Linked DNA regions of Homo sapiens: region 1 is linked to region 2. A link is an interaction called in ENCODE POLR2A ChIA-PET data of the cell type or tissue named here. Cell type or tissue: OCI-LY7. All regions are shown on one strand. Links, peaks and the distances in the headings refer to the core of each region. The heading gives the core; the rest is flanking DNA.

Region 1 (4,378 bases), core at 1-4,000, 190 kb after region 2:
CTGGTTGGTAGCATTTCTGGGGACCAACAGCTGGCCGAGGCTCAGGGATAGAGACGGCTGCTCCAGCTAAAGGTCAGTTGTGATGTACATTGCCTGTTGGCACTGTCTAGGGAATGGGCCTCAGCTCCCCGAGTCCCAGAGAGCTTGGCTGAGCCCTGGTGTTCCCACCTCCTCAGAGCCATGAGGCAGGAATGTTCTCCTTATGTGACTAGGCACAGGTTCCAAATGGGGAGGGGACTGGCTCAGCATCCGGAGCCAAAACAGGAATAGAACTGGGAGCTGAGCCTGGAGCGGTTCTGGGCTTTTGGTTCTCTGCATCAACACAGCCAGCATGCCTATGATTTCTGTGCTGGGCAAAATGTTTCTGTGGCAGCGTGAAGGGCCTGGAGGACGATGGACTTGTCAGACAAGTCGCAGAGGTGAGACCAGGGATCATGGATGTGATCTGGGAGATGATGGGAAGCTGAGCAGTAGGGTGCTTAGGTGGAAAAGGAAAATTACTCTGGCTTAGATATTAAGAACCAGGCTGAAACAGGGAGAACCAGGCTGGGGCCAGACAGGGCATCAGGAAACGGCTTCAGGGGACAGGGGTGAAAATCAGAAAAAATATCATGAGTTCGTCAGAAAAGAAGAGTAAAGAGCTGTGGACCAGCTGAGGCTGGCGAGAGGAAAGAAGGCAGCAGGAAGAGAGAAGGAAGGCAACCCTCCTGCAAAGGGTCCAGGGTGGCGGTGGTGGGGGGGACAGTGATGGCGGAAGAACTCAGTGTGCTTTCCAAGAGGAATGGGTAGGCTGGGAAACGGGAAGGAGAGTCAGAATTTATCATTGTTTGGTTTCACCCTAGGGTTTTGAGGCAAAATTTATCCAGAGCAGGAAGGTGGCAAGTGGGCTGCCACAGAATGGCCCCAGGGGCCCGAGGGTCAGTGATGTGTGGGATGGGGGCTTTTAGAGTTGAGGAGAGCACTCAGTGGGCGCTGGTCTTCTGGAAGGTGGGGGAGGGGCCGAGAAATGATACGGCAATACTGGATGAAAATGGGGATCTCTGCAGAAGTAGGGGCACAGCTCAACAGCCTTTCCCCTTCCTCTCAGTGTCCTCGGACCCCGCTTGGGCTGTGGAGTGGATCGAACTTCCTCGGGGTCTCTCTCTATCCTCTTTGGGATCTGCTCGAACCCTCCGAGGCTGGAGCAGGTCCTCCCGCCCTTCCTCGGTGGACAGTCAGGACTTGCCAGAGGTGCTGGGCCCCTGGTGGTGGGGGGAAGGAGGACGTCATCCATATAAAGGGGATCTGCAGCCCCCACCCACGCCTGGCCAGCCAGCTTCTGGCTCCCTTTTCCGGCGGGCGGAGGCGCTATCCGGCGGCGGGCCGGGAGGCCGCCCCCGTGCCGGTCTGCTCTGCTCGGCGCTGTGCCAGCAGGCGGAGAGCTCGCGCCTTCCGCGCTGACGTCAGCGCATCCCGGGCCGTATCCCGGGAGACCCTGTTGCGTGGTGATGGGTTGCCAGGGAGACATACACCTTTTCTCTGGGCCTGGGCCGCAGCTGCGCGGAGCGCCGGGCACGGATGGCGGCGGCTGAGGGGAGCGAAGCGAGGGAGGGAGAGCAAGCTAAGAAACACCCAGCAGGTGCTCCCCCGCCTAGGCCTGGCTGGAGGCTACTGGCGCCACCCTGGGGGCCCTGTCAGCCAGGTACCCAAGGGGAGGGATCGAGGGTGGGCCTCAGGTCAAGGGGCAGTGTTGGCTGCCCTTGTGAGGGACGGGAACGTGATAGAAGAGAGCTGGGCAATGCCGGGGAGGGATGTGTGCCTCCAACTTCATTAAGTGAGGGAAACATTTGCTGGGGCTTGTCAGGGAGCCCTGAGCCAGGTACAGGGTGGAGTTAGGAACTTACGTGCATCAGACTTAGGCCTTGCCATCCTGAGCTCCCTCGGGAGACAGACAAGGGCAATGATGGGGGCGGGGTGTGTCAGAGAAAAGAAGAGGCTGTCGGCTGAAAGCATTATTTGCAGGTGACACTTGAGATGGGCCTTAAGTGATGGCAAGCATTTTTTCACGTAAGGATGGCATTCTTGGCCCAGAGGAAAGCTGAGTTCCTTTTCCTGGAGGCAGGCGGGCTGCTTGCTGACAGGGATTGGTGGAGAAGGGTTTTTGTTTTTTGTTATTTATTTTTATGTATTTATTTATTTGAGACGGAGTTTCGCTCTTGTTGCCCAGGCTGGAATGCAATGGTGCGATCTCGGCTCACCGCAGCCTCTGCCTCTGGGGTTCAAGCGATTATCCTGCCTCAGCCTCCAGAGTAGCTGGGATTACAGGCATGCGCTGCCACGCCCGGCTGATTTTGTATTTTTAGTAGAGGCGGGGTTTCACCATGTTGGCCAGGCTGGTCTCCAACTCCCGACCTCAGGTGATCCGCCTGCTTCGGCCTCCCAAAATGCTGGGATTACAGGCGTGAGCCACTGCGCCCGGCCTGAGAAGGGGGGTTTTATTGGGCAGAGGAGATCAGCAGTGGATTCAAAGGAGGCTTGGAAGGAGGCAAGGGTGTCACAGAGTGGGATCCTTCAGGGCCTGGGTATGATGCCTGCACTAACCTCACTGGACAGTAGCGTAGGCTAGACAAGATTTTAGAGATGTGTTGTGACCAGCTGCACTCCAGGAAAACTGTTTACATTATATCTTACCTCATTCATCCAGCCTTTGCATTTTTGTTTGCTTGTTTTTGAGACAGAGTCTTTTTCTGTCGCCCAGGCTGGAGTGCAGTGGCACAATCTTGGCTCACTGCAATCTCCGCCTCCTGGGTTCAAGCAATTCTCCTGCCTCAGCCTCCTGAGTAGCTGGGATAACAGGCACCCGCCACCATGCCCTGCCCATTTTTTAAATTATTTTTAGTGGAGATGGGGTTTCACCATGTTGGCCTGGCTGGTCTCAAACTCCTGACCTCAGATGATCTACCCACCTTGGCCCCTTGGCCTCCCAAAGTGCTGGAATTACAGGCGTGAGCCACCACGCCTGGCCCAGCCTATGCATTTTTTTTTTTTTTTTTTTTTTTTGAGATGGAGTCTTGCACCGTAGCCTAAGCTGGAGTGCAGTGGTGCGATCTCGGCTCACCGCAACCTCCGCCTCCCGGGTCCTGGTTCAAGCAATTTTCTTGCCTCAGCCTCCTGAGTAGCTGGGATTACAGGAACGTGCCACCATGCCCAGCTAATTTTTGTATTTTTAGTAGAGACGGGGTTTCACCATGTTGGCCAGGCTGGTCTTGAACTCGTGACCTCATGATCCGCTCACCTCGGCCTCCCAAAGTGCTGGGATTACAGGCATGAGCCACTGACGCCTGGCCAGCCTATGCATTTTTAAGAAATTATTCTGTATTAGGTGCTGTGCTAAACATTGGGCACTACAGTGACCAAAACAGACTGAATTCCCCAAGAGCCAAAGACCAGTGAGGGAGACCAACAAGAAACAGGAAATGCAAAAGAGACCATTATTACTCACTATGACTAAGGGCCACAAATGGGGTACGTTGATGGAGAGTGATTTGTTAAGAGACTACAGAGGGAGGACAGACTACCAAGAGGGGGGCCAGGAAAGCTCCTCTGACGAGGTGGTATTTCAGCCCAAACTGGAAGAATGAGAAAGAGCTAGCCAGCCATCAGAATAGTCCAGAAGAGATGGGGAGCACTACACTCACTACACTTTGGCCTGAGAAAATAGCATGGGATTGGAGGAGGCTGGGGGAACACCACTTCTGCCGACCTGGGCAGGAGGCATTGAGGGCTTGAGAAAGGGCAATGGCAGTAGCAGTAGAAAGGACAGGGTAGGAGCAGGGACTTTGCAGGTGGAATCATTAGGTCTTATCAACAGATATGGGCAAGCAAAGCCAGGGGAGAATTGATGGTAATGCTGAGGTTTGGAGCCAGGCTAGATGGGACAGTGGTGGGTGATGCAAAGGAAAGAGGTCAGGAAGCAGGGCCAGACGTGGGGAGAAGGTGTGGGGGTTTGGTTTCCATCTTGCCGAGTCTGCCGGAATGTGGATGGGAAGACCAAGAGGAGGAGCAAGGGGCAGAGGGGAAGGGAATCTTAAAGAAGTCCTGGATGCCACACTCTTCTTCCTTCCTCCTCTTCCCTCTCCTCAGAGGTCTCACTCGTGGTTCTTCATTTCCTGCCCTGCCTCCATCTCCTCTGGGTGCTGGGAAAGTGGAGGATTAGCTGAAGTTTTGCTTCTCGGGGCCTGTCTGAATCTCCATTGCTTTCTGGGAGGACATAATTCACCTGTCCTAGCTTCTTATCATCTTACATTTCCCTGTAGCCACTGGGACATATGTGGTGTTCCTTCCTAGCTCCTGTCTCCTCCTCATGCCTTTGCTGGGTATGGGCATGTTAGGGGGAAGG
Region 2 (4,313 bases), core at 1-4,000:
AAATTTGATGCTGGAGTGGCCTAAAAAATAGAAGAGGCTGGAAGCATGCATTAAAAGCAAAACAAAAACTTTCCAGTTAAATACGGAAAATTAAACACATGAGCCTTTATGCCCCCTCCAAAAATTCTATTGAAATACCAGTAAAGGAATTATTTTAAAAAGGCACGTGCTGGCTGGGCTCAGTGGCTCACACCTGTAATCCCAGCACTTTGGGAGGCCGAGGCAGGTGAATCACCTGAGGTCAGGAGTTCAAGACCACCCTGGCCAACATAGTGGACCCCCGTCTCTATTAAAAATACAAAAAAGCCAGGCGTGGTAGCTTATGCCTGTAATCCCAGCACTTTGGGAGGTCAAGGTGGGTGGATCCCCTGAGGTCAGGAGTTCGAGACCAGCCTGGCCAACATGATGAAACCCCCATCTCTACTAAAAATAGAAAAATTAGCTGGGCCTGGTGGCAGGTGCCTGTAATCCCAGCTACTCAGGAGGCTGAGGAAGGAGAATCGCTTGAATCTGGGAGGTGGAGGTTGCAGTGAGCCGAGATCGCGCCATTGCACTCCAGCCTGGGGGACAAGAGCGAGACTTCATCTCAAAAAAAAAACCAAAAAACACAAAAGTTTAGCCGGGCATGGTGGGGGGCACCTGTAATCCCAGCTACTCAGGAGGCTGAGGAAGGAGAATTGCTTGAACCCAGGAGGCGGAGGTTGCAGTGAGCCGAGATCATGCCATTGCACTCCAACCTGGGTGACAAGAGCGAAACTCTCAAAAAATATAATAATAAAGCCACATGACCCAGTGATAAGGAAAATAGGAGGTGACAATGAATGAGAGATGCCAACATTTTGGAAGATGAAAAACAGAACAGTCAACAGTCACTTAACAGAGTAGAATGAGTTGGGTTCTACCTGCTGAGGGAGTTAATGGCAAGAAGTAAGCCAATGTGCCCTTCTGAACCCATAAAAGGTTCAGCACCTCAGAGGAGGGTATGGACTGACGCTGAGAACTAGGGGTGGGGTGGAAGGAGATTACACGATGATCTGTATAAGAAAAAGCCCCACCAAGTCCCAACCTCATCTGATCCAGCCAAGTGATTACCCCTACTCCCTTGCATAAAATGGGAGATTCCGTCTCTGGAGAAATGGTAGGGAGGAAGTTAGCAAAGATAGACTTAAGGTTTCCTAAGCCCAAAGGTCACAAGTTTCCAGACCAACTGTCCATGAGTGCCCAGCATAATGAATGAAAAAGCCCATGAAATTTCAGAATGTCCAGGGGAACTTAAACTATCAGAGCCTCTGCATTCAGCAGCAGGCATAGTGGGGATAGAGGTGAGGTATTAGATTGAAAATGAAGAATTAAGTGAAAATATATGAGCGGTGAGACTCAACATCAGCACACACTGACAGAACCTCCAGTATGAAAAGAAACAACTGCAGGGAAAAAAATGCCTATGCATACTGACACTGACATTTTTGGTTTCTTCAACAACAAAATGTCAGCTTTCCCCCCACATGATCACCCTACAGTGAAGCCTATTCATTAATAATAAAGCTTGTAAATAGACTGAGCTTCCAATCCACTTTTTGGTATCTCACTGTTAAATATGAATAGACAGCAAAGGACCATTAAACATCTGAGTAACCTTCCAATATGAAAGACCAAAACAAACAAATAGAAAATTGAAACCAAGGAAACAATAACAAAGTAGGGAGCTTTCTGAAAACTTCATGGGGAAAAAGCTACAATAACTATTCTCAAAACTCAAAGAAAAGATATTGTGTCTATGAAGTACTTTAAAAAGGAAGAATTGGAGAAGAAAGAGTTCTTAGAAATTAAAAATAAGTAAACTAATTCCTTCTCTTGAGAATTGGAGGATTCGAGGACCAAATAGCAGGGTAACGTTTCACTGTATTTCCATTCTTACATACTTCTTGAATCTTGAATCATGAATATATTATCTATCCAAAAAAAAAAAAAAAGTAGTAAAGGATCAATCCATAAGGCCCAAAATCATCTACTGGGCTGCGGAAACAGAATAGGAAAAATCGGCTGGACGTGGTGGCTCATGCCTGTAATCCCAGCCCTTTGGGAGGCCAAGGCAGATGGATTGCTTGATGCCAGGAATTTGGGACCAGCTGGGCAACATAGCAAGATCCCATCTCGACAAAAAATTTTAAATTATCAGCCAAGGGTGGTGGTGTGTGCCTGTAGTCCCAGCTACTCGGGAGACTGAGGTGGGAGGATCACTTGTGCCCAGTTCGAGGCTGCAGTGAGCTATGATCACACCACTGCACTCCAGCCAGGAAGACAGAGCAAGACCTTGCCTCCAAAAAAAAAAAAAAAAGGCTGGGTGTGATGTGACTCACACCTGTAATCCCAGCACTTTGGGAGGCCAAGGTTGGCAGAGGATAACTTAAGCCCAGGAGTTTGATACCAGACTGGCCAATGTGGTGAAACCCTGTGTCTATTAAAAATACAAAATTAGGCCTTTCCTTTCAGTGGAGCGTGGCGGCAAGATGGCTGTGCAAATTTCCAAGAAGAGGATGTTTGTCACTGATGACATCTTCAAAGCTGAACTGAATGAGTTTCTTACTCAGGAGCTGGCTGAAGATGGCTACTCTGGAGTTGAGATGCAAGTTACACCAACCAGGACAGAAATCATTATCTTAGCCACCAGAACACAGAATATTCCTGGTGAGAAGGGCTGACGGATTCGGGAACTGACTGCTATAGTTCAGAAGAGGTTTGGCTTTCCAGAGGGCAGTGTAGAGCTTTATGCTGAAAAGGTTGCCACTAGAGGTCTGTGTGCCATTGCCCAGGCAGAGTCTCTGCGTTACAAACTCCTAGGAGGGCTTGCTGTGTGGAGGGCCTGCTATGGTGTGCTGCGGTTCATCATGGAGAGTGGGGCCAAAGGCTGCAAGGTCATGGCGTCTGGGAAACTCCGAGGACAGAGGGCTAAATCCATGAAGTTTGTGGATGGCCTGACGATCCACAGTGGAGACCCTATTAACTACTACGTTGGCACTGCTGTGTGCCACGTGTTGCTCAGACAGGGTGTGCTGGGCATCAAGGTGAAGATCATGCTGCCCTGGGACCCAACTGGTAAGACTGGCCCTAAGAAGCCCCTGCCTGACCACGTGAGCATCGTGGAACCCAAAGATGAGATACTGCCCACCACCCCCATCTCAGAACAGAAGGGTGGGAAGCCAGAGCCATCTGCCATGCCCCAGCCAGTCCCTACAGCATAACAGGGTCTCCTTAGCAGCTGTATTCTGGAGTCTGGATGTTGCTCTGTAAAGACCTTTAATAAAATCTCATACAAAGACAAAAAAATATATACAAAATTAGGGCTGGGCATGGTGGCTCACACCTGTAATCCCAGCACTTTGGGAGGCTGAGGCGGGCAGATCACCTGAGGTCAGGAGTTTGAGACAATCCTGGCCAACATGGTGGAACCCTGTCTCTACTAAAAATACAAAATATTAGCTGGGCATGGTGGTGCATGCCTGTAATCCCAGCTACTCAGGAGGCTGAGGCAGGAGAATCGCCTGAGCCCAGGAGGCAGAGGTTGCAGTGAGCCGAGATAGCTCCACTGCACTCCAGCCTGGATGATAGGGTGAGACTCCTTCTCAAAAAAAAAAAAAAAGAAAAAAAAAGTTAGCCGCATGTGGTGGTGTGCACCTGTAATCCCAGCTACTCAGGAGGCTGAGGCACGAGAATCACTTGAACCCAGGAGGTGGAGATTGCAGTGAGCTGAGACCACACCACTGCACTCCAGCCTGAGTGACAGAGTGAGACTCTGTCTCAAAAAAAAAGAACATTTTAATTACCATTTTTCCGTTTTTTTTTTTCTTTTAGACTGAGTTTTGTTCTGTTGCCCAGGCTGGAGTGCAGTGATGTGGTCTCAGCTCACTGCAATCTCCACCTCCCGGGTTCACGCGATTCTCGTGCCTCAGTCTCCTGAGTAGCTGGGATTACAGGTGCTTACCACCACACACGGCTACTTTTTTGTTTGTTTGTTTTTTTGAGAAGGAGTGTCGCTGTCACCCAGGCTGGAGTGCAGTGGCGTTGGGATTACAGGCATGGACCTGGTCTTAATTCAAGAATTTATTGTTGGCTGGGTACGGTGGTTCACACCTATAATCCCAGCACTTCGATAGGATCGCTTGAGCCAAGGAGTTTGAGGCTGCAGTGAGCCATGATTACCTCACTATACTCCAACCTGAGCAACAGAGCAAGGCCTTGTCTCAATAAACAGGTAAATAAAACAAAGGAGTAAAGTATCCAGGAAACAGATTCAACACAGAGACAGGTAAAGG

Evidence for each region. ChIA-PET counts read pairs that join two places held together with the same protein. Peaks named below come from ENCODE experiments on the same cell type or tissue, not always from the same donor. Only the 100,000 strongest peaks of a DNase experiment are listed, where the experiment ranks them.
Region 1: POLR2A ChIA-PET joins it to region 2 with 10 read pairs; 6 of 35 experiments call an interaction of 5 or more read pairs at or near these places.

Annotation. Positions count from the first base shown.
Region 1 is chr3:184,337,300-184,341,677 of GRCh38, forward strand. It overlaps FAM131A (family with sequence similarity 131 member A), which reads left to right and starts at 301. Exons shown (of 6, transcript NM_144635.5): 1 at 301-419; 2 at 1,088-1,230. The coding sequence starts at 332. RefSeq lists enhancers at 843-1,454, 3,546-3,625. In OCI-LY7, for the core only: no CTCF peak of the experiment used is centred there; no DNase peak of the experiment used is centred there.
Region 2 is chr3:184,147,194-184,151,506 of GRCh38, forward strand. It overlaps the pseudogene RPS3P3. Among named protein-coding and RNA genes, the nearest start is that of DVL3, 6.0 kb to the right of the region's middle. In OCI-LY7, for the core only: no CTCF peak of the experiment used is centred there; no DNase peak of the experiment used is centred there.